Regions from separate parts of the Homo sapiens genome. Here region 2 is linked to region 1. Evidence: read pairs that join two places in POLR2A ChIA-PET (ENCODE). Cell type or tissue: B cell. All regions are shown on one strand.

Region 1 (2,500 bases):
CTGTCTCAAAAAAAAAAAAAAAAAAAAAAAAAGATCTTCCTCCCATACTTGATTTCTAGCCATCTGGTTTCCCACCTCAGGAGCAACCAAGGTTTCTAGTTGCTCTCATAACCTTTTTGAAGTATTTTATGCATTGTGGTAGGCAGAATAATGGCCCCCAAAGATGTTCACATCCTGATTCCCAAAATGTGTGAATATGGCACCTTACATGGCAAAAGGACTTTGCTGGTGTGATTAAGTTAAGGATCCTGAGATGCAGAGATTATCCTGGATTATCCAAGTGGGCCCAGTGTAATCTCAGGGTCCTTATAAGGGGAAGGCAGGAGGGTTAGAGGTCAAAGATTAACAGAAGCAGAGGTTGGAGTGATGTAGCCACAAGTCAAGGGAGGTACAGCCTCTAGAAGCTGGAGAAGGCAAGGAAACAGATCCTCCCGTATAGCCTGCTTCCAGGAGGAATGCAGCCCTGCCCATACATTTGGACTTCTGACCAAAATCTTATTATTATAAGATAATAAATTTGTGCTGTCTTAAGCCACCACATTCATAGTAATTTGTTACTGCAATAGGAAACTAATGCATGCATATATAAGCAAATATGTATAAATATTTTCCTTCAAAACACAGTTACACAGTCCTTCTTAGCAGCAGGTATCATCTGAAGACTGCCTCACCACCACCTCCTCTCAGTCCTGCAAGATACTGAGAAATACAAGATGACAGAGTAAAATACCAAGAACTCAAACTCTAGGTAACAATGTCTGGATGATTATTTAAGCAGAAAACAATGAAGACTGTAGAAGGAACTGTCGTAAGGGTCAAGAGACCTGGGCCCTGCCTATGTGACCTTGAACACATCATTTAATTTCTTAGGGCCTCTGTCCCTTCAAATGTGACATCACAGCAGGATGAGGGATAAAGGGATGAAGACAGTAAACTAGACAAGTGCAAAGCTTTCCTCTTTCCAGTCTGTGAGTATGCTATTCAATGGCATATGCGTGACCTGAATAGAATTTTTGCTATATCTCCTCCCACCAAAAAGTAAGTGTGTTAAATAGTATGAAAACAGGAACTGTTTTTTGTGCTTAGGAGAAAATGCCAATAAACTGTAGGCATGAGGCACGTCAGTACCAACCCAGTACGCTTAAGGGGATAATTATAAATCATTCTTTTTGAGAATGCCCAGAACAGCAGTTTGCAAACTAGTGTCCAAGAGCCCAGGGCTCCTTGGCTGTGTGGAGCAGCTGCGGGGAAAGAACATTTGTCGGGGAGGTCACTCCCTGCCACCATTTCACCAGCAGAGCAGCTCCTCCTCTGCCTATTCTGTAAACTGGAGCTTGGCCTGACTGGGTTTCAGTTAAAAAACATTTAACTTCTAGTTTAAGATAAGGATCGGCAAACTTTTTCTGTAAAGGCCTAAATAGTGAATGTCTTAGGCTTTGCAGGCTTCACATGGTCTAAGTTCTTCTTCTTCTTCTTTTTTTTTTTTTTAACAAATCTTTAAAAATATAAAAACCAGCTGGGCGTGGTGGCTCACGCCTGTAATCCCAGCACATTGGGAGGCCAAGGTGGGTGGATCACGAGGTCAAGAGATTGAGACCAGCCTGGCCAACATGGTGAAACCCTGTCTCTACTAAAAATGCAAAAAATTAGCCGGGCGTGGTGGCAGGCGCCTGTAGTCCCAGCTACTCAGGAGGCTGAGGCAGAAGAATCGCTTGAACCCAGGAGATGGAGGTTGCAGTGAGCCGAGATCGTGCCACTGCACTCCAGCATGGTGACAGAGCAAGACTACATCTCAAAAAAAAAAAAAAGTAAAAACCATTCTTGGCTCAGAGGATGTGCAAAAACAGGCCTCAGACTGAATGTGGCCCACAGGCTGTAGTTTGCCAACCACTTTATCTAAGACATAATGAAAATACTAGGTAACTTAAAATTCAAACTGAAATTGTGCCCAGATAGGATGAATATGGAGTCCTACGACTTGCAATAAGGCTTCGTGATGACAGTCATGTGAAAACAATGCCTAAGACTGGATCTCCAGGAAAAACAGACTGTGAGGTCACCACATATTTAGGAAATTTCAGCTCCTCTTCACTTTTGAGCCTGACAATAGTGAGCACATTAAAGGCAGGAAACCAAAACATTTACTGAGTGCTGCACTGGGAGAAAGCAAAGGTAGGGTTGTTGTTCATAAAGAAGGTAGAAGGACAATGCTATTAACAGATTGACAGAGAGTGCTCATTATTGTGGATATTAACTCGGTGGCTTCTCCATTTTTACTGGGGCATGCAGGGCTAACAAGCAGAATTTAGACTCTATCAGTAATACTCATTAATCCAGATTCTTTTTTTTTTTTCCTTGAGATGGGATTGCCCTATGTTGCCCAGGCTGGTCTTGAACTCCTGGGCCCAAGCGATCCTCCCACCTCAAACTTTTAAGTAGCTGGGATCACAGGCATGAGCCACCACGCCCAGCTCAGATATTAAGATAGTTTAGGCCGGGC
Region 2 (2,500 bases), 440 kb after region 1:
GAACATTATTAGGTTTGTACAACTTTGAGGAAATGAGTCACAACTAAAATATGCAATAGGTTTACTTTACCTAATGGGTAGAAGGAAGGAAGTGAGCAGCATCTCCTGCAGGTTCTTCACTTCCTAAAGTGATTATTATAGTCACCTATAATTAGTAAGTGCCAACAAATTTAGTTTACTTGCCATAAACCAATATACACCAGCAATCTCAACTGTGGTCTAAGCAATAGTATTGGAAACACTTGTGGGGTACAGTTTAAGCGGTCCTTAGAGGGAAATATTTAGTCTTCAGTGTTTGTATTGAAAAATTAAAAATAAGTCCGGGTGTTGTGGCTCATGCCTATAATACCAGCTACTAGGAAGGCTGAGGCAGGAGGATCACTTGAGGCCAGAAGTTTGAGATGAGCCTGGGCGATATGGCAAAACCCCATCTTTAGAAAAACAACAGCTGGGCGCGGTGGCTCATGCCTGTGATCCCAGCACTTTGGGAGGCCGAGGCGGGCAGATCACGAGGTCAGGAAATTGAGACCATCCTGGCTAACACGGTGAAACCCCGTCTCTGCTAAAAATACAAAAACTTAGCCCGGTGTGATGGTGGGCGCCTGTGGTCCCAGCTACTCGGGAGGCTGAGGCAGGAGAACGGTGTGAACTGGGAAGGTTGAGCTTGCAGCGAGCCGAGATTGTGCCACTGCACTCCAACCTGAGCGACAGAGTGAGACTCCGTCTCAAAAAAAAAGAAAAGAAAAGGGTAAACCTGTGTACTTTTTTTTTTTTGGTTTTGTTGTTATTGTTGTTTTTTGAGACAGGGTCTCACTCTGCCACACAGGCTGGAGTGCAGTGGCACAAACTCAACTCACTGCAGCTTTGACCTCCAGGGCTCAAGCAATCCTCCTGCCTTAGCCTCCCTAATAGCTGGGACTACAGGCATTGGCCACCAGACCTGGCTAATTTTTTAACTTTTTATGGAGATGGGGTCTTGCTAGGTTGCCCGGGCTGATCTCAAACTCCTGGGCTCAAGTGATCCTCCCACCTTGGTCTCCCAAAGGGTTGAGATTACAGGCATGAGTCACCATGCCCAGCCAACCTGTGTATGTTATATACTAGATTTGATAAAGAAATAGATCATAATGAATAGACTAAGGGGGTATGATCTAATGGTAATATGCTGGGGGGGATATTTAGCAAGGCCTCTTTTTCAGTTGTTGTTGTTGGGGTTTTTTTTCTTTTTTTCTTTTTTTTTTTTAGATGGAGTCTTCTGTCACCCAGGCTACAGTGCAGTGGTGTGCTCTCAGCTCGCTGCAACCTCTGTCTCCCAAGTTCAAGCAATTCTCCTGCCTCAGCCTCCGGAGTAGCTGGGATTACAGGCACGTGCCACCACACCCAGCTAATTTTTTATATTTTTTTTAGTAGAGATAGGGTTTCACCATGTTGGCCAGGCTGGTCTTGAACTCCTGACCCCAAGTGATCCATCCACCTTGGCCTCCCAAAGGGCTGGAATTACAGGCAAGAGCCACCGAGCCCAGCCACAAGGCCTCTTTGTTCAGCATCTTCTCTGTGTCCGTGTGTCTTCAGAAATAAGGATGTTCCTTTCCTCTGGATATACAGAGGGTTTATTTTTATTTATTTATTTATTTTTTGTCAGATGGAGTCTTGCTCTATCACCCAGGCGGAAGTGCATTGGCACAGTCTCGGCTCACTGCAACCTCTGCCTCCCAGGTTCAAGCAATTCTCCTGCCTCAGCCTCCAAAGTAGCTGGGACTACAGGTGTGCACCACCATGCCTGGCTAATTTTTGTATTTTTAGTAGAGATGGGGTTTTGCCATGTTGGCCAGGCTGGTCCCGAACTCCTGACCTCAGGTGATCCACTCACCTCGGCCTCCCAAAGAGCTGGGATTACAGGCATGAGCCACTGCGCTGGGCCTTATTTCTAATTTAATATAGCATACATTCCCGTGAACATGTATAAAACTTTATGAAAGTTTGTCCCCTGGAAATTTTTTTTTTTTTGAGACAGAGTCTTGCTCTGTCGCCCAGGCTGGAGTGCAGTGGTGCAGTCTCGGCTCACTGCAAGCTCTGCCTCCCGGGTTCATGCCATTCTCCTGCCTCAGCCTCCTGAGTAGCTGGGACTACAGGCGCCCGCCACCACGCCCAGCTAATTTTTTGTATTTTTAGTAGAGATGGGGTTTCACTGTGTTAGCCAGGATGGTCTCAATCTCCTGACCTCGTGATACGCCCGTCTCGGCCTCCCAAAGTGCTGGGATTACAGGTGTGAGCTACTGCATTCGGCCTTTTTTTTTTTTTTTTAGACGGATTTTCCCTCTTGTTGCCCAGGCTGGAGTGCCTGTTCCTGAGGTCAGGAACTGGAGACTAGCCTGGCCAACGTGGTGAAACCCTGCCTCTACTAAAAATACAAAAATTAGCTGGGCATGGTGACGGGCACCTGTAATCCCAGCTACTCAGGAGGCTGAGGCAGAAGAATTGCTTGAACCCAGCAGGCAGA

The links. ChIA-PET counts read pairs that join two places held together with the same protein. Peaks named below come from ENCODE experiments on the same cell type or tissue, not always from the same donor. Only the 100,000 strongest peaks of a DNase experiment are listed, where the experiment ranks them.
Region 2: POLR2A ChIA-PET joins it to region 1 with 13 read pairs; 5 of 35 experiments call an interaction of 5 or more read pairs at or near these places.

What each region holds. Positions count from the first base shown.
Region 1 is chr6:106,577,441-106,579,940 of GRCh38, forward strand. All of the region lies in intron 8 of RTN4IP1 (reticulon 4 interacting protein 1), which reads right to left. Among named protein-coding and RNA genes, the nearest start is that of RTN4IP1, 51 kb to the right of the region's middle. In B cell, no CTCF peak of the experiment used is centred here; no DNase peak of the experiment used is centred here.
Region 2 is chr6:107,021,980-107,024,479 of GRCh38, forward strand. No RefSeq gene overlaps it. Among named protein-coding and RNA genes, the nearest start is that of MTRES1, 5.0 kb to the right of the region's middle. In B cell, no CTCF peak of the experiment used is centred here; no DNase peak of the experiment used is centred here; H3K27ac peaks cover 73 bases.